4 separate regions of the Homo sapiens genome follow, and regions 2, 3 and 4 are each linked to region 1. Evidence: chromatin loops called from intact Hi-C (ENCODE). Cell type or tissue: mammary epithelial cell. All regions are shown on one strand.

What was found. Peaks named below come from ENCODE experiments on the same cell type or tissue, not always from the same donor. Only the 100,000 strongest peaks of a DNase experiment are listed, where the experiment ranks them.
Region 2: a loop joins it to region 1, with 5 times the contacts of the local background. A loop is called at or near these places in 5 of 110 quality-filtered maps.
Region 3: it touches region 1 in a loop (5-fold over the local background); 10 of 110 quality-filtered maps call a loop at or near these places.
Region 4: it touches region 1 in a loop (7-fold over the local background); 6 of 110 quality-filtered maps call a loop at or near these places.

Annotation. Positions count from the first base shown.
Region 1 is chr1:94,646,263-94,651,262 of GRCh38, reverse strand. The region is part of intron 3 of SLC44A3-AS1 (SLC44A3 antisense RNA 1); the gene reads left to right. It also overlaps the pseudogene KATNBL1P2. Among named protein-coding and RNA genes, the nearest start is that of MIR378G, 97 kb to the left of the region's middle. In mammary epithelial cell, no CTCF peak of the experiment used is centred here; DNase peaks (open chromatin) are centred at 2,462, 2,862, 4,322 and 4,872; H3K27ac peaks cover 4,066 bases.
Region 2 is chr1:94,725,396-94,730,395 of GRCh38, reverse strand. The region is part of intron 2 of SLC44A3-AS1 (SLC44A3 antisense RNA 1); the gene reads left to right. Among named protein-coding and RNA genes, the nearest start is that of MIR378G, 18 kb to the left of the region's middle. RefSeq lists an enhancer at 1,455-1,955. In mammary epithelial cell, no CTCF peak of the experiment used is centred here; DNase peaks (open chromatin) are centred at 2,325 and 4,615; H3K27ac peaks cover 3,110 bases.
Region 3 is chr1:94,739,357-94,744,356 of GRCh38, reverse strand. All of the region lies in intron 1 of SLC44A3-AS1 (SLC44A3 antisense RNA 1), which reads left to right. Among named protein-coding and RNA genes, the nearest start is that of MIR378G, 4.0 kb to the left of the region's middle. In mammary epithelial cell, a CTCF peak has its summit at 2,664; DNase peaks (open chromatin) are centred at 346 and 4,556; H3K27ac peaks cover 1,036 bases.
Region 4 is chr1:94,711,874-94,716,873 of GRCh38, reverse strand. The region is part of intron 2 of SLC44A3-AS1 (SLC44A3 antisense RNA 1); the gene reads left to right. Among named protein-coding and RNA genes, the nearest start is that of MIR378G, 32 kb to the left of the region's middle. RefSeq lists a silencer at 2,849-2,898 and an enhancer at 4,325-5,000. In mammary epithelial cell, no CTCF peak of the experiment used is centred here; a DNase peak (open chromatin) is centred at 2,953; H3K27ac peaks cover 1,442 bases.

The sequences.
Region 1 (5,000 bases):
AAATGCCCACATAAACTACGTAAGGGCACCTATTGCAGAAAGAAAGTTCATCATTTTTTTCCAAATCTCAAATCTTTCCTATGGAAAGGAACATTCCTCTTCAAGTGGGGGCTGTGGGCATGACAAGTAAAGAAAATGAACTGGCTTGTGCAGGCCACCTGCCAGAAAAATTACACCATGATAGTTAAATATATCTGGTTAACTCCAGTGATTCTGATTTTTTAGACAGCCTATTATCAAAATATGGCGGGCTTTCCCTAAGGTTTCGCAGGACCATGAAACAGTTGCACAAGTTCTGCTGAACATGAATTTGAGATTGAAAGTAGCTTTAATTTTTTGCAGAAAAAGATGTGTGAGTGAATTTGTACCTTATTTGGTGAGGATAGGAGATCTTGGAGTTTGGTGGATTGCCTTCTCGTGCTCACCAATAGTTTACAGGAAGAAAAGCAATACACCTTACATGGCTGCTGTATAGATTTGGTACCACTAGCAAAGTCACTACTTAAAAGCAAATTTGAAGAAAATATGTAATAATTGGTTTAAACTGGATTCAATCAGTCATTAAAATGTGGTGGTCAGGATTATAATCAAACAAATTATAATAATGGAAATATTCAGATTTTAAAACAATGAAGTGTATTGTGGGAACAGGGAAGCCATCTGGGAAATACTGCTATTATAGCCAAGGATATAAACACTCATTTGTAACAGTGGCATTGAGAGATTACAGCTACTAAAGAGTGTTTTGTTATTCAAAGCATCTCTTGACTATATGACTTCCAAGAAAATGTCTCGTCAGAATTGTGAACTATCGGAGAAATCAAAACCACTTTTGTCTTTAAAAAGCCACATAATGAACCCACTAATGAAATTCTAACAATATACTTCATACTGAAGTAGAAAAATACCCAAAAGGAACAGCTTCAACTTCAATTAGGTGGAAGGATACTACAAAGATACTTGAACTTTGGTGCATTTGGGATTTATGTGGTTATTTGGTAACATTGTTTAGGAACTACTGGGTCTTAATGCAGTCCTGCATATTACATAAGCGTATAATTTATACTATATGAAAAAATAAGACAAGGACTTATTACTAGGAACCATAAAGACCAATCTTAGTTAATTTTTTAAAGATTATATTCTATAAGAAAATGTGTGCAGCCATTCTCTTATGTTGAAAAGGCTTTGAAAGTTTAAAAAATTATGGCAAATAACCAATATTAAAATTGTTTTTCTCACAATGAGATATTGTGCATGCAAAAAGCCTTAAATGTTAATAAGCTGATGTGTTATGATACCAATATCTGTAAAATATTTGCTTGATGATAATCCTGACCACCACATTAAAAAAAAATTTAAAACCATCATGCTTCTGCATGTTCAAAGGTAAATCAGAGGAATTAAATCAGAGGTTTATATTCATGAAGAATGTTGTCACTGAAATGTTTTTCACATCATTTTCACAACTTGAGAATATTTTTATCATCTGATTTTTTTTTTGGCCAGGGTCATTATGTTATGTAGGCATGTGTTATCTCTAAATAAAAGGAAAGAATTAATATGTATTTTTACGAATGCTCAACTAGAAATGTCTATGGAGTTGGCTAATTTATACACATTTAATTAGATATAGATTTCTAATATTTTCAGTTCTGTATAATTTAAGCTTTCTTTATTTAAGTAAACTTATTACTCTTTTTTAAAAAGTTCATGTGCTTTGATCAGTCGATTCATCTGCAAAATTAGGAATAAAAAGAAAAATATGAAATAATCAGAAACACAAAGAATTGTATACAATGAAATTAAGACAGAAAATATTATTATTTTGAAACTGTTGAATATGATGTTTTTAAGAATTTTTAATTATATAAGAAAATGCTCAAAATATAATGTTAGGTGAAAAAAGAAAACAGCACACATTCTCAACCACAAAATTATATGTGTGTGACTATATAGAAGTATGTGTGCATCTGTGTGGATGTTATGAAATTAAAGCATATCAAAATGTTAATAGTGATTCTTTTTGAGTGTTGGGAACACAGACAATTTTTATTTTCTTTTTTATGGTTTTCTGTGTTTTCCAAAACATCTACCATCATAGTTTTCCACATGCTCAGGAAAAAACCTCATGTGAAAAGAGAAACACATGTTTAGAAAAGTTCCTTACATAATAATTGCTAGCAAGAAACAGAGTGATTACTATATCCAGGGGCTTTATAAAGGTATCTTGTGTGGTCTTCACAGCAGCACTGGGAGGTGGGTGTTAGTGCCCCTGTTTTCAAGACCTAGAAGAGTCCCAGGCTCAGGGAGATTAAGTATGTTGTCCAAAGTCAAACAGCTTTTGTGTCTGGGCCAGGATTTGATGCCACACCTGTCTGATCAGAGGTGGAATTATGGACGTTCTCGGGTACAACCTGCTCCACATTTCCTTGCCAAGCGTAGAGCTCACTCAGCAGCCTTCATCCCAGGGAAGGTGTGAGCAGCAAATGAGAGTACATAGGTTCATTTAGTGTGTCTACGGTGTTTTTAAACTATGACATGTTGGATTTCAGCACCCAGACAGGGACCCTTAAAAGACCCCTGTAGAGTCCCACCTCATTTTAATGAGAAGTCAGTCTCGGAGTTGAAGAAAATCTTTTATTTATTAGAAGTTGCCTACGCTAAAATGAGTTCTCTGTGTGGGTGGAAATTTGCTTGGTTAGAAATTGAATTCTTGATTTGCATCCAATCTTTTCTAATAATCCATTTAAGGAAAGGGAAGTACTCGCACACGGGATGGATTTATAAAGTCTTGAGAAACCTGTAACTCTCTGAGTTTATCTAACAAATAGGCCTGTCCCTGACTCAGCCTGCTCAGGTCAGGAGGCTTGCGGAAATGCGCCAGCTGCCTAAACAGATACGAAAGCTCTTATTTCATCACCAAAACATCTTCTGTAAGGCGGTGTTGAGCTCCGACACGAAAACCAACTTGGATAAGATCCTCAGGGTACAAAGCTGATTGGAGTGACTGCTGCTCTATTAAGCATATCAGATCTCACCCATGACCCCCTCCCTCCTAGCCTTGCTGTCACCACCCGCCCCCTCCCCACCCCACCCCTCCAAAAAACCAATCTGTGGCTGGGACTGAAGTCTCTTTGATGAGGATGAAGTTTTTCATTGATGATTGGAGAGACAGCCTAAATGAATATAGTGCCCAATGATATGATTTAAATTCCTACCAAGGTGTCACCTGTCCAACCCTTTCCTGAAAGCAGAGTGGGAATGAAAGGGGAGAACATCAGGTGGGGAGTTTGTGACCTGGAGGAGAGCAAAGGACCCAGAATGGACAAGTCCCTTGTCAACACAGAGCACTTTCCATCATTTCCTGCTTCTTGAACCCAGACAGACACAGAGAAGACCTGCAAGAAAGGGCATACCCTAATTTGCCTGGTGTCCATGAAGGTCATGGATGTAGGATTTGCAGTACACTGTGGGGAGAAGAGCCATAAACTATGTAGGCATCACTTAACTTTGGACAAATCACTTTACCTCTCTAAGCCTCAGTTCCCTCTTCTGTAAAACAAGGTTGAACTGGACATTTTTCGAGTTTCCTTCCAGTTCTAAAGGACTGCCGCCCCAGGCTTCCCTAAATAATCTGCTCCTGCTTGGATTCAATAGAACACTGGAGATTCTTTCTCTTATCCTCCTGCAGTGAAGAGAGACCCATGAGGACACCTGATCCAGTTCTCTGAGGCCCTCCTTGTCCACACTTGGTTGTGTCTGAGTAGTACAAAGCATCAGACCTATCAGGGTGGTTGGTCTTTGCTGCCTATTAACTGTGTGTGACTTAGAAAATCTTTGCACTTCTGCTCCTTGATTACTAGAAGTGAGCAATTGCAATTGCTCCTGCCTGGCAGAGTCGGGGGGAGGTTAGAGTTGTGGGTAATGTGATTAGAAGAATGCCTGGCTCATCATAAGCATGCTCTTGTCATTGGCTCCTTTCTTCCTTCTTGCTGGCTAAGTCATTTTGGGCTGTATGTGTTAGGAGGAGGGAACCCCAGGAGCTGCTCCAGAGGTGTATAGGTTAGGCAACATAGTGAGACCTTGTCTCTACAAATAATAATAATAATAATAATAATAATAATAATAATTTAAGTTAGTTAGGTGTGGTGGTGCATGCCTGTAGTCCCAGCTACTCGGGAGGCTGAGTTGGAAGGGTTGTTGGAGTCCTGGAAGTCAAGACTGCAGTTAGCCATGATTGCAACATTGCATTCCAGCCTGGGCGACAGAGGGAAACCCTGTCTCGTAAGAAGAGAGAGAGAGAGAGAGAAGGAAAGAAAGGAAGGAAGGAAGGCAGGAAGGCAAGCTGGCTCCTGTCTCAGCTACCCAGAGTGCTAGGATTACAGGTCTGCACCACCAAGCCCTACGAATTTAATTTCTCTCTGATTAGCGATCAGAGGAAGGAGATTGGTGATTGTCTCCCCTCTATGAGACCCAGTTTTCCATATTCTAATCTTCTTCAAGACCAGCTCAAGGCCTACCTCCCTTGGAGGCCCCAGACCCCTCTCGTCCACAGAGATCATACAAGGTGCATCCTGAAATGCATGCTCACCATGCACTGCCTTGCAGGGCTAGATGAACTTTCAGATGAGAAAGTTATGATTCCTCCACTAGATTGGGATCTCCTTAAGGTCAAGGGTCATGTCTTCTTGATCTTTATCTCCACTCCCCACTCCCAACCCATCCTCAGAAAAATGCCTAGCATGGGGCTTGGCACATGGTAGGCTCTCAACGCGGGTTTGACTCTGAATGAATGCATTCCTGGGGACTCCAGTCAGCTATGATAATGGCGATCATGAAAGCTGAGGTGTTTGCTTAGTCATCGCCACATTGCATATTTTTCAGCTTAATTATCATGTAATTTCTTCATATCTTCCAATAAATGAAAGACAAAATATATCTTTGGGGGATGTATGCATGTGAAAATTAATTCTCATGGAAGTCCTTGACTTACCACA
Region 2 (5,000 bases), 79 kb before region 1:
AGGTGGGTGGATCACGAGGTCAGGAGATCAAGACCATCCTGGCTAACATGGTGAAACCCCGTCTCTACTAAAAATACAAAAAATTAGCTGGGCGTGGTGGTGGGCGCCTGTAGTCCCAGCTACTCGGGAGGCTGAGGCAGGAGAATGGCATGAACCCGGGAGGCAGAGCTCTGTCTCAAAAAAAAAAAAAAAAAAAGCTTCTACAATACACTCATAAACCCCCCAAAAGGCTGCAGATCTTAAGATGAGAAGAGGGAAGACCCCTGGGGCAAGGCCAATGAGAGACAGCAACATAGATGGGTTAACTGTGGAGAGAGGGGCTCTTGATCGTGGCAGGGCTTGTGGGTCCAGGCTTGCTACTGAAAAGTTGAACTTGAGGGAGGTAATAGCAAAGGTAAAGCAAGGTGACTTGACAAAGGAAGGCATCATTTTAGATGGGAAGTAGTGGGATGTACTGGATGGCAAAAGCCAGAAGACTGGGGGTTGAAGCCTTGCCCATTGCTGACATTTTAAATAATATTGGGCTCTCCATTTTCCCATCTGAAAAACAAGATCTCCAATATCTTAAAATGTTCGGCACATTGTGTGCCTTCATTCATTTATTCATTCTACAAAAGGGTTGAGCACCTTCAATGTGCCAGACACTAGGCTAAGCGCTGGGGTCATGAGGTGAGTGGGTAGATGTGGCCCCTGCCCTCATGGAGCTTACATTCTACCGAAGGAATCAAAATGTTGGCAAGACACTTGCTGCCTTCCCCCTTCCTTCCCTATCTCTTTCTTGTGGAATGGGCATCAGCCCTTGCATTTAGAAATTGCCAGCAGAAACAAGGAAAGACTCAGAAGACCGCTATCTTAGGATAGATAGGAAAGTGAAACTGATCTCCTGGCCATCCTGTCTAGCATAAGGGCTTTGTGGAGAAGCTGGAGAGCTTCCAGAACAAAGCCAGGAAATGATTATAGCCTCCTTCCAGGCCTTTCCAAGAAAATTATAAATCTTTTTCCAGGCTTCCACAAGAAGCAAAGATAATCAAACCAGCATTTTAACCACTCTTCTGACATGGGTAGGATGTCTGACAGGCCATGGCTAGAAGCTGAATAGATGATTAGAAAGGGGATCACAGGACAAAAATGAAAAGTACTGTGATGATCAATTGTAAAGGTAAAAATACTATAGTGGTGATTTAATCAAGGTTATATATACCAATTCTTTTTCTGCTCTATGGAGAACTGTTTAAGATACAACATATTTCTGTTGTAGCGCTTATTTCTGTTGTTTAAGTTAGACATGGAAAAGAACTTTTTCTAAGAATGCTGAGATGCCAACAAAGTGGAAGGTCATAGAGTAAAATCAGCTTTCTTATATTTGAGGGAATACACTTGCAGATAAAATAACTAGATAGTTGGCCGGGCACAGTGGCTTACACCTGTAATCCCAGCACTTTGGGAGGTGGAGGCAGGTGGATCACCTGAGGTCAGGAGTTCGAGACCAGCCTGACCAACATGGTGAAACCCCATCTCTATTAAAAATACAAAAATTAGCCAGGTGTGGTGGTGGGCACCAGTAATTCCAGCTATTCAGGAGGCTGAGGCAGGAGAATCGCTTGAACCCGGGAGGTGGAGGTTGCGGTGAGCCAAGATCACGCCATTGCACTCTAGCCTGGGTGACAAGAGTGAAACTCCGTCTCAAAAAAAAAAAAAAACAAGAAGAAGAAGTAACCAGATAGCCACATAAATGCTTGTTATCTGATTCTTTCCTTCAAGGCTAAAACCAAAGAAACACTGCCCAGTATCAATGATTATTGTCTTTGATATGTAAGCAAAACTGGACACCTGTAGGCTGATGGAGGTTTTGTCCCACTTGAAGACTCTCTGTGTATGTGATTCCCTGCTTGGGCCTCCAGTCCATCTGCTGCCCTCTCCATCGGGCTCACTGTCCAAGTGGCTGGCCTGCAGGGTCTGCCATGGGCTCCCTGGGTTGTGCCACTGGGAAGCACTGGCAGGCGATCCTCTGGAGAGCTGGAGGAAAGTGAGGCAGGATATCTATCCACCTCCTCCACTGATGGCTTGCTGGGTTCATTTAAGGAGGGCTGCAGCTCCTGTTGATAGACCTTTCCTGTAGCTGCAGTTCTTACTGCATTCAGGTAAATGTTCCTTTCCCTTGCACATTCAGGCTGATTGGTGGTCATGGACTGTTGCCAACCCTGGGGTTCCCTTAAACTTGCCTAGACTTTTGTAAATACTCTTTTAATAAACTACCCTTAGTCACCCCTTTGAGTGTACGTGCCATCTGTCTGCAGCTGGAATTCTGACTCATACTCTCCGAATCGGACTCGAGGAATTTCTAAAATTTCATTCAACATTTATTTTAACAAAAAGGCTTTGAGAAACTACTTTATACAAGCAATAGATACTTAAACACTTAGTAATAACACCTAAACATTTTTGAGTGATTGTGATATGTAATCATTACTGGACTAAACAATTTAGATGGTTTAATCATTGCAGCAGCTTTGCAGTGAATATGTTTTTAAACCTCTTTTCCTATACGGAAACAAATATTCATTACAGTTAAGTACCTTGCCTGAGGCCATGACACCAGTAAGTAGAGGAAACAGGATTCATATTATATTTTAAACATATTTTCTTGATGGTCTTTTATATACAATGGTAATTATAATAGAGTGTTCAGAAAAATAATGAAAAATAGGAGGAGGAAAGAACTCTACTACATGCCAAGCACTGGATAAAAAAAATCTAGGCTCTGCTTTCTGAAGTTAAAGTCTAGTAGGGCGGCAAACATACACAGATCACTGATGGCCAAGTTTATCCAGTGAACGAGGGGTGGCAGAAGAGCATGGTGGTGGCAGGGCAGGGTGGTGGTCATTACATGCAGTGATATGCTGGCAAATGTTTCACAATGGGCCCACCCGTTCCACCCTGTGTTAGAGTGCTTGCAGTTTCTGTAGTATAGATGCTTCCAGCTTGGCTGACTTCAGGCTATATGGCATCACTGAATGGGGAGCTGGGAAGAGATTTACTTGATTGTGCTCCAGCACACCTCTAAATTGATGTGCAAGGGCGGAGAATCATGAACAACCTGGTGTGTGGATAAGATCTGCTGCAGCCCAGGAAACAAGCAGGTGAGGGACCATGGGCGGGGGTGGGGATGAGGCTGGAGAGGAGCTAGAGAATACCAAGGGCAAGGCTGTGGTTGATTGGCTGGAGCTGCACTGTCCCGTGTGTAGCCACACATTGCTCCTCAGTGACTGAAATGTGACTGGTCCAAAGTGCAATGTGCTGTGAGGGTAAAGTAGACACCAGAGATTGAAGACTTACTATGAAAAAAGGAATGCAAACTATATCATTAATGCTTTTTAATATTCCTTATGTTAATAAAATTTATAGATGTCATTGGTTTGGACTGAGCAGGAGCACTAGGCCCAGCAGACCAAACCAAAGTGGAGTTATGCGTGCTGAAGTTCCACCCTATCAAGCCAAAAGTAAATTGTTTATCTGACCTTCTGAGAAATCAAGAGAGAGACAGATAATAGCCTAATCCCCAAAAGAGTCAGTTTTAGCCAGCATGATGAGGAAAGTGCCCTCTGCTTTTACCTTTACAAGGAAAGCAGCTTTGAAACAACCACTCTGATTTTTCATTCTGTTTCTGCTTTCTTCAGCCCTTTTCTGTCTATAAAATCTGCTCAGCCCATTGGAACACTTATTCTGTTTTATAAAATAAGATGTTGCCTCATTCTAGAATCACAAATAAAATCCAACTAAGATCATTAAACTAAATTTGTTGTTATTTTGTCTTTTGACAATTACATGTTAAGATAATATTTTGGATATATTGGGTTAATCATGTATGTTATTACAATTACCTTATTTTGTTTTACTTTTTTAATGTGACTACTAGAAAATTTTAAATTATGTATGTGGCTTGCATTGTATTTCTTTTGAACATCTCTGGGCCAGAGAATTTGGACTTCTTTAGCAGGCAGCAGAGAGTCTCAGAAGAGTTTTAAATGGATGTGGTCTGCTTCCAGTAAAGATCATCCTGGTTCCTTGTGGAGTTTGCTGAACCAGGCCAGAGGAGGGAAACTGTTGAGAGTCCAGGCCAGAGGGATGTGGGACTGAATTAAAGGCAGTGGAGTTGGGGATGAAGAAGGAGAAAGCAGAATGGAAGGTGGACAGAGACGGATCGAGGATGGTGCCCAGGTTTCTGGCTTGGGCCACTGTCTAGCTGGGAGTGGTAATAACAGGGATTAAAGTACAGGAGGGATGAATATTTCTAGGGGAAAGGTAATGAGTTCAGTTTCTGATATGATGAGTCTGAGGTGTGAGGGGAACATGCAGGTGTCCAACAGGCAGCCGAGCCCAGGAGGCTAGAAGCCTATGGGTTCCATCTTGAAAACGTATTTCAAATAAACCACTTCCTACCATTTCTATGGCTACTACCCAAGCTCCAGCCACCATAATCTCTTATCTGAAGAATTGCCATAGCAGTTGTTCAGATTGCTGGTCTCCATGCTGATGCATTTGCCATGTCTCTCAGTGTGGCAGCCTGAGGAATCTTGTCAAAAGCCACATCAGCACGTCATGCCTCCCCTTGTAATCTTCCGATGAATCACATCACACTCAGGGTTCATGCCACTCTGTACAGAGACCTAAGGCCCTATGCAACCTGGCTCCTCCTACTCTTTGAGTTCCCATTACTGAGGGAGACTCAGTGCCTCTGCTCCAAAGGCATTGGTCTCCTCACAATTCCTAGAACTTGTCAGGAACTCTCCTACCGCAGAGCCTTGGCACCTGGTACCCTAGCTCCAAAGCCCTTTGCTTAGATTAAGTTGACTCCCTCACCCCCTTCAGGGCTTTACCCAACGATCCCCTCTTTGTGAAGCCTCCCTGTTCATTCATCTAAAATGACACCCCTTACTCTTTCCTTCCCTTCTTTATCTTTTTATTAGCTCTCACCACTATTCATCATACATGTTACTTAT
Region 3 (5,000 bases), 93 kb before region 1:
TTTCTGAGAGTCAAGGGGTTTAGAGAGGAAATGAGCATGCTAGGCCTCTGGACAGTGAACCGAAAGGATGTTGAGCTGTGGTGTTCTAGGAGAGTACCAGGACTGCTCTGGACATGACATACTACCTGGGACTACTTGTGAAAGGAAATGAGCATCCTGAGAAATCACTTTGGGTCCTGTGTACTCAGGGAGGATTGTTTTTATATGGTTCTGGTTTGTTCAGGAAGCACAGTCTGTCCTCCAGTCAGGCACTCAGTGAGCAAATGCATTTGTAGCTTGAGGCCAGAGCTTCCTTATGTTTATATGACTCTTTATTAGGTGAAACATGCAGCCTCTTGGAACAATAAACTGTCTTTGTTACAGATGTACACTAGATTTTGATGGCATTTTTCCAGGGACCCTGGGAGCATCTGTGTTCTCGTGTTCTTCTTGCCTGTGAGGCCTCTTCTCTCTGAGGACAGATGGTAGGACAGAGAGAAGACAGCAAATGGAAAACAAAGGCTGCTATTTTTTTGTGGGGTGTGTACAATATCTATTCTACATCTCTGCCCATCCCCATTTTCTCCTCCTCCAGAGAGCATACAATTAAGGCTATAAACTGAAGTGGAGCCCCCATTATTTACCCCTAAAAATGAATACAGATCTCAGCCTCTCATTACCCCTTGGTTAGAAAGAGAGAGCATTTTGGTCTGTTTGGGCGACTATAACAAACATACCTTAAACTGGGTGGCTTTTAAACAACAGAAATTTGTTGCTCACAGTTCTGAAGACTGGTAAGTTCAAGATCAAAGCACCAGCAGATTTGGTGTCTGGTGAGGGCCCACTTCCTGGATCATAGATGATGCCTTCTTGCTGTGTCCTCACATAGTAGAAGGGCAAGGCAGCTCTCTGGACCCCTTTCTTTCCTTTTCTTTTCTTTTCTTTTTTCTTTTCTTTTCTTCTCTTTCCATTAATCCGGTCCATGAGGGCTCCATCCTTATAACCTAATCACTTCTCAAAGGTCCCATCTCCTAATACTATCGAGTTGGTAATTAGGATTCAACATATTAATCTGTGGAGGAAGGGGACACAAAAATTCAGACCATAGCTGGTAGTGATGAAGATAGAATGAGCCAGGTCCCAATGTGGGGCCAGGTGTGAGGGGGGCAGTAGCTGGTCATGGACATGTGGATGTTTGCTGAGTGATGGGTGAGCAAGTCCCTGCCATCTCATAGGGACACTGTAAAAACTGCCCTCTTGATGACCTTAGCAGTGCAATCATATTAGCAATGACATCCACCTTGAGGAGGGAAAAGATGGGTGTGAACAAGAAGGATAGTTTCTTTCTCCTTACAGCATCCATTATGTAGCATAAAAATTAGGGCCCCCATGTATCCAGGAAAGCAGTCAGAGCATTCATTATTCAATAACCATAGGTGCTTATTCCATACTGTTATGGACTGAATCGTGTCACCTCCAAATTCATATGTTGAAGCCCTAACTACCAATATGACTGTATTTGGAGATAACACCTTCAAGAAGGTAATCAAGGTTAAATGAGGTCATAAGGATTGGATCCTAAGCTGATAGGACTGGTGTCCTTATAAAAAGAGACACTAGAGATCTCTCTCTCTCTTTGTATACACAGAGAAAAAGTCATGTGATGACACACCAAGAAGGTGGCTGTCTGCAAGCCAGGAAGAGAGGCCTTACCAGAAACCAATCCTGGTGCACCTTAATCTCAAACTTGAGCCTCCAGGACTGTACGAAAATAAATATTTGTTGTGTAAGCACCCCCAGTGTATGCTATTCTGTTATGGCAGCCCTAGCACACTAATATAAATGCCTACTGCCTGCAAAGTGCTTTGCCTTTGAGGGTTGCAAAAGAGGATCCCCTCCAGGGATCCATGGTCTCATTGGGATTTTCCTGTTTGGTCTGTGTCCTGTTCTTGAGTCTCCGCAGGCAGCATTTCTTCCTGTGACAATATGGTGTAAGACAAAATTGTGGCCTGCCATGAAGTTGTGAGAGAAAAGCATCCCTCATTTCTTCAGGAAAGGCCACTGCCGTTCCCTCCGGCTCCTCTTCTCAGGAGTTTGTGCATTCATGAGGTAAGTGACAGAGTCACTCTCAAGCTCCTGCTGTATAAAATTTCTGTAACAAATAGATGCTTGTCCCAGATGGCTCCAGCCAGGCTGATGGGGAGGATGTGGGTTCCCTAGCACTTCCCAGTTTGCAGCATAAGTGTATTAAAACTTCCATGTCTTACTTAAAATAGAACTCCTAAAGGCACACACATAACTTCAAGTTTTCTCAGCATTTCATGACTTTTTTTAAAAAAAGCTTGGACCAATTCAGTTTTCACTCTTGCAAACAGGGTATAAAAGCTTCTGTTTCTTCCCCAATGTCAACGCTTGGTAATCTTATTCTTCTTCCCAGTTTTATTTTAAAAGTAATGCCCACATGTGATGGAAGTTACACTCAAATAGGACAAAACACTATGCAAAGTCTCCTTCTCCTTGTCCTCACTCCCTCCCACTCCCAACGGCAATCCACTTTAACCAGTTCTGGTTTCAGTTCGTTAGGTGGTTGCCACAAAATACTGAGTAATATGCTTATACCTCTCTTTTTTGATTTATCAACTTTCAACAGTATTTATTGACTCCTGCCACATGAGGGTGTGTGTTATCCTCCACTGCCTCTGTGTCTTTCCATCTTCATAATTTTAGACTGTATTCCACTTGATTCCTTACAAGAAAAATGAGGAACTCATTACCCCATTTTCCCCTCCACCCTTCCTACTTCCTTCACCTTCTAACTTCTGCCTTTCCTGGATTCTCTTTTGTATTTACTGGGTTTGTAATAATTATATTCTACTCTGAAACCATAGTTAAGTCTTCCCTGCTTTGTTTAAAATTTGATTCTAAATATTGAAAACCAATATACAGTTTCTTCCCCAATGTCAATCCTGTGAATATATAAAAATTATTTACTGAAGAATGAAGTAAGAAATAAATAATCCTAGGCAATGCAAAAGAAAATGAATTCTCTTTTCCTACCCTAATCAGTTTTTCCAAACTATGTCCTAATTTAGGTTGCTTCTAATTCTGATTTTTGTTTTATTCTGGGGCTCCTATTTGCTTTTCGTTTTTAAAGTAATTGACAATAGACACATACATCCTCTTTACCATATCATGAAGATCATCCAGATTCTTAAGCATACCATTTTGAATGACCTAATTTTGTCTCATCATCTTCTAGGTATGTACCACAGTTACCATCGTATTTTTCTAAAATTTTAATTACATCCTTAAATTATTTCTAATGTTTCTTGGATCCTATGAATTTCTTTTTCTTAGATTCCTCTTTTATCTTACTGGAGTGTGCACACAGGTAATCTTTCAGAATAGGGGGATAAACAGTTGAGTTTTTATTTTGTCTATAGGTTAATTCTGAAGAACAAAAATCAATAATGAATTTTTATAATATAACTGTATACATATTATTTACTGAAGGATCAAGTAGTGTGGTTCTGAAAAACTATTTGCTCTGACATTTGAATGGTTTGACTGGGATTGATGATTCTAAATGGAAAATCAAATTCCCTTGGTACTACAAAGGCATCGATTGCTTCACTAGGTTACTCTTCTGGCATCCAAAATTACTGACAAGAAGGCAAAGCTTGGGCTAATTCTTATTTTTCTAGAGTATCTACTTTCTGAAATCACTGAGAATATTATTTTTATATTTCTAAATTTTATCACAGTGTATATGGGTCCCTTTTTACTCTTTTTGCTCAATATTCGGTGGGTCCTTCCAGTCTGAAATTCTTGTCTTTCCTTTGATAATGTTTCCCCTCATCTTCACTTTTTTTTTTCTGGAATCCTGCTAGATGGATGTTGGACTTTGTGAAATGATCCTACATTTCTTTCAACTTTTCCCTCATAATTTCCATCCTTTCTTCATTACATTTGGGACTATTTCCTCAATTTTGTCTTCCAACCCGTCTACTGAGACATTTACTTTCAAGAGCTCTGGCTGTCCTTGCTTATCCACTCATATTTACATGCATATGTGCACAGGTAGAATATATGGACCCCACTCCATGCCCCCTCTCAGAGTCAAAGCAAGAAAAGCTTTTTAAAGGGCAATTTTGTAATATCAAAAAGAACCAGGGTCACCCTCTAATAATACTACTGTATAAGTTTCCAATCCACTTGAATGATGTTGAGCAGCAGCTGGCAAACCAGCCACAGAGGAGGCAGAAGAATACACACAGATTTCCCTCACTGCACACACACACATACCCATGCTCGTGTCTGGCCACACATCTCACATACTGACTAAGAAGGAAACATCAGCCATCCAAGGGCTTAGAGTTCTCCCATTGCTGGCTTTTATTCTTTACTGTGATCCTTACATGGAAAGCTGTCTCTGGTGGTTTCTCCATCTTCATATGACTCATTTTGGTTTACTTTTGTGGAAGCGACTAACTTGGGAGCTAGGACTTTTCCCTCCTGCCAGGCCCTGAGGTTAACCACAGTGTTCCAAAGCCCCCGGGTGCTGGCCAGCCACTTGGAGGCATGCCCTTGCGTCTGTTCGTCCTGTCCTTGTGGTTACTGGCCAAAAGAGGCCCAGACCTATGTTCCAAACATGGCCAGCCTATTAGAGAAGCAGCCCCATGGCCTGACATGCTCGCTTTCCCTGTGTCATCGCTGATGTTATGAGAAAGAGAACATTGTCTTTGGACAGCCTCAGCAATGGCTGTCCAACTTGACTTGAGTAGAGAAGCCAGGTTCTTCCCAGGATCTGGGTGATGAGACTCTTTGGAAATGCCTGTGGTCGAACTACATTTTTGTAGAGATTAACAGTTAAAACATAATTACTCACAATAGCCCTGTAATTTCCATGTGAGATGAGAAAACCGATGCTCAGCGGTAATCAATAAATTGTCCCTGATCATTCAGCTTGAAAGTAGTAAAGTAGGGATTAAGACCCAGATCTTATGATTCCTAATCTTGTA
Region 4 (5,000 bases), 66 kb before region 1:
AACCAAATCACAACAGGTTAATTAATACGAGTTTACAGTTTTTCTTGGTATTGATGGCGTGCTCATTTGACTATGGCTAATGGAATTTCATCTTTTTCCTTTCTTAGGAAACTGAAAGTACAGTGTACTTTGTCCACCATATTGGTGACTTTATGTTGACTGAACCTGTTAAGATGGAAGGGGCGACAACTCTGGATACCTGTTAGGATTCATGTTTTTTAGAGTGTGGGAGATAAACCCTTTAGGGCTAAAAGTCTGCATCACCTCATCAAGCAAGCCACCTACACCGCCAGAAGTACTTGCTGGGAGTGGAGGGATTCTAGAAAGAGTGGCAGAGCAGGGAGATGATGAATATCAGCCACAGCCAAGGGACCACTGCAAAGGTTTATGTTAACCACTCACACAAATTTATGTAAAAGAATATTAATTGCAACATTGTTAATAATAGCTCAAATGCAAGTAAGTCAAACTTTCATCAGTAGTGGCTTGGTTAAATGAATAATAATAAATCAGTGGCTTAGTTGAATAAATCATGGTATGCAGCCATACCATAGAATATTATGCAATTGTTAAAAGAAAAAAGCAAATCCCTAGAGATCTAAGTTTGATCCCTAGAGATCAAATAAGTTTGACTTATTTGCATTTTAGCTATTATTAATGTTGCAATTAATATTCTTTATATTCTTTTTTTTTTGAAATGGAGTCTCACTCTGCCACCCAGGCTGAAGTGCAGTGGTGTGATCTTGGCTCACTGCAACCTCCACCTCCCAGATTCAAGCGATTCTCCCACCTCAGCCTCCTGAGTAGCTGGGATTACAGGGGCGTGCCACCACGCCCAGCTAATTTTTGTATTTTTAGTAGCGACAGAGTTTCACTACGTTGGCTAGGCTGGTCTCGAACTCCTGACCTAAGGTGATCGGCCTTCCTCGGCCTCCCAAAGTGCTGGAATTACAGGCATGAGCCACTGTGTCTGGCACAATTAATATTCTTTTGTAGAAACTTGTGTGAATGGTTTACATAAACTTGTGTGAGAAGAGATGTATCTTGTCTCACTAACTCTTATCTTGTTAAGTTTTCCCCCAGAAACTGTGAGTGTCCACCCTCTTGAAGGCGCAGTGGCGGAATGAAGTTCACAGAATGGAAGATGTGAGCTGGTCTGAGTGATGCAAGGGGTGGTCTTGGGTGGGCTCAGTTCCTGCTCCCTCAGAGGCCTTTGGATCTATTTTTGCTGTTTCTGTGAACTCCGCCAGTGCTTTTTGGTGCTTTTGCTTCAAACAGCCCCATACCCGTGACTCTCTTTGGAAGACTGCCATCTGGTTACTACACTGCTTTGCCCACAGGTGCAGAGCCCAGACATGCCAGGAAGTTTCCATCTTTTTAGGGCATCCCTTAGCCAGAGACCAACAGTTTAACGCCACAAAGCCCAGCTCCCTTGTCTCCATGGGGACAAACTCAGAAATCTCACACACTCCCTTGTGAGACCTTGCCTGCAGTTGCACCCTTGCTTGGCTTCTTCTCAGTCCCCTGCCGACTTGCCCCATTCCCGTACCAGACCCGTTTCTTTGGGAGCTTGTCTTTACTAAGTCACTTGCACAGGACCCTTCCTCTCAGGATCCACTTCTGGGCAATCCTCACAAATAACAGACAAATGATAATAGGTAGCATTCACTGAGTTTGACCATGTTTCAGGCACTGTGATAAGAGCTTTTTACATGCCCTGGTCCACTTAGTCCTCCAGAATTCCATCAGGCAAAGCAGGTGCAATTATAGCCTCTTGGCATAGTTTAAACTTGGGACTGCAGACCCTGGTGCCTGACTGCCTGGGGTCAAATTTCAGTTCTCCTAGTTACTAGCTGTGTGGCCTTGGGCAAGTCACCTATTTTCCTCACCTGTAAAATGGAGATAATAATAGAATCTACTTCACTGGTTTGCTCTGATGAGCTAAAGTGAGCAAGGCATTGAAATGCTCTGTAGGTATTTCCTAAATGAACAAATACTTCACACAGTAGGCCATGGAGATTTACAAAGATGAAGGCCAGGCATGGTGTAATCTCAGCACTTTGGAAAGCCAATGTGAGAGGATCGCTTGAGCCCAGGAGTTCAAGATCAGCCTGGGCAACATAGAAAGACCCCGTCTCTACAAAAAATAAAAACGAATTAGCTGGGCATGGTGGGGTGTGCCTATGGTCCCAGCTACTCAGGTCGAGGCTGCAGTGAGCTATGATCATTTCAGCCTGGGCAACAGAGCAAGACTCTGTCTCAAAAAAAAAAAGAACTAACTTGCTCTAGTTCACCCAGCTAAAGTTGGCAAATTTGGGGCTCAAATCCAGGTCTGTGAGATTTCAAAGCCCAATTTCTTGGCTATGATTCTATGCCACTTCTGTTCAGTACCACTGCCCCTTCTTGGGCCTTCATATCTTTCAAAAGGACCACTTTTCTCCAAGTCTCCCTGCCCATTGCTGGCTTGCCTTTGCGAGCATCAAGTCCTCCCTCAGCAGAGGGAGACTGGGTCTCCCCGCACTGCCCTGGGATGGAGGCAGCTCTCTACGCTGCTGGATCCTGCCTTGTCCTGGAGGGGCCACCACATATTCATTCTTAAGGGGACTTCTCCGCAGGCTATACTTTCTTCATTTCATCAGCTCACTCCCCGCCAGCAACCCACCAGAAAATCAGAGAGAGAATTTCCTTTGCTACTGGAGTAATAGCTTATGAGTACCTCTTTTCTAAATCAAAAACTCTATTCTCTGTTTTCCCAATTGCAGAGGTAAGTGGTAAATGGGATAATAATTTAAAACATATGGAAACATGTGAGGAGGAAAGGAAGTGAGAAAACTCTCACTTGCTGCCCATATGGCTTTTCTGAGTTTTTTAAATCCACCCTGGCCTTGACTCACTGGGGCCATCACAGGGCTTTGGGATGACACACCTGGCAGGCCTGGCCAATGTCCTTATAAGGCAGCAGCTCTGCGGGGAGTCAGCTGCTTCTCTGGCCTGCGTGTCAGTCGGGCGATGAAGCAACACCCCTGAACTGGGAAGGGCGGGGAGCAGTTTGCTCCTGATTCTCCATAGCCCCACTCGGGCAGCCCTACTTCCTTTTTTGTCGGGTTGAAAGTGAAAAATTGAACTCTGGGAGAACAGAGAGAATAAGGCCACTTATTTCCTTTTTACTTATATAGCAATATTTATTGGGCAGCTGCTATGTGCCAGGCATTTTAATCTTACCAGCTCACTATCTACAAGAAAGGGAAGAGATTCAGTTGTAGTGCTCAGATCTAACCATGCAGTTTCTCTCATATATGTGTGTGTGTGTCTGTGTGTGTGTGTGTGTGTATATGTGTGCAGGCCAAGGGGGTAGGGGGTGTCTTAAGCTCCCTTCAGGTCCCAGATTTGGGAACAGCAGTATAATGAAGAAGGGACATTTACCATTTAATGTCATACTTACCAATGTACCAAGCGTGGTGATTTACATACATCATCTCATTTAATCCTCAGGGACTAAACATCTACTATGAAGTAGGCGTCAGGGGCTAAAGCAGAATTTCCTTGAAATGTCTACCTAGGTTTATCTTGCTTTTCCCCAGATCCCAAAGTCGGCCAGCATGAGGCCCAATGGTTTATATACATCTTAACCTCAAAGGGTGTTTTCTGTTTCAACCTTAATACTTACAGCTCAGATCTGTCACCAAGGTTTGCTTCCAGTTCAGATTCTCAAATAAACTGTCCTGGCCAATGGCAAATTCTTGACTCCCTGGGCTGATCTGTCCCCTCCCAGGATGCCCACAGCCAGCCACCAAGGATTCTGGATCCCTGAGAATTTGCTGACTCTATCCCCCCACCTTACCTGTCTTGAGATAATCTAACCTCTGGGCTCCCAGGTCATGCCCCCACTCCACCTCCCTCAGTTTGTCTGCTCAGGACCCAGCTGCTCTGCTGGGTGAAGGAGCCAAGACCTAGTTGATACCCCAGGGTTTCCAAAGAATCTTACCTCGTTCGAAGAAGGGATGCTGCAGACTTGAACCACTTTAGGACTCAGTCTAGATTGAGTTCCCTGTGCTATGTTCTTTCCTATTTCCTCTTTCACAGCCCTCAGCATGGGTTTCTCTCTTGGACAGGTGGAGACAATTCCACTGGAAGAGCTGGAAGCATACCTAGATGGCTTCTCTGTGTTTGAAATGTCAACCACCCTCTCCTCTCCAAATTTCCCCAACCTCATCTCCCTCCATCTTCTCCTTGCTTCCTCCATTGTGGCCACATCGGTCTCCTTTCCACTCCTTAAGCCAAAATCTAGGGTTGCCAGATAAAATACGGGATTCCAAGTTAAATTTGAATTTCAGATAAACAACATGTAATTATTTTAGTATAAGTATTGTTATGGTTTGAATGTGTGTCTCCTCCACAATTCATGTTGAAACTTAATTTCTAATGTAATAGCATTAAGGAGCGAGTCCTTTAGGTCAGTGGTCCCCAGGCTTTTTGGCACCAGGGACCAGTTTTGTGGAAGACAATTTTTCAACAGGTTGGAGGGGTGGGGATGGTTTGGGGATGAAACTGTTCCATGCTAGATCATAGGCATTAGTTAAATTCTCATAAGAAGAGCACGACCTAGATCCCTCGCATGCATAGTTCCAGTAGGGTTCCTAGTCCCATAGAGAATCTAATGCTGCTGCTGATCTGACAGAGGGTGGAGCTCAGGCCGTAATGCGAGGGATGGGAAGTGGCTATAAATACAAATGAAGCTTCGCTTGCTCGCTTGCCCCCACCTCCCGCTGTGTGGCCTGGTTCCTAACAGGACATGAACCTGTATTGGTTGGTGGTCCAGGGCTTGGGAACCCTGCTTTAGGTGATTAAGTAATGAAGGTGGAGCCCTCATGGATGGGACTGGGGCCTTATAGAAGGGCTTGAGGGAGTGGGTTTGCCCTTCTGCTCTTCTGTTCGGTGACACACAGTGTTCCTCCCCTGAAGAGGACGCAGCAGCAAGGTGCCATTTTGGAAGCAGAGAC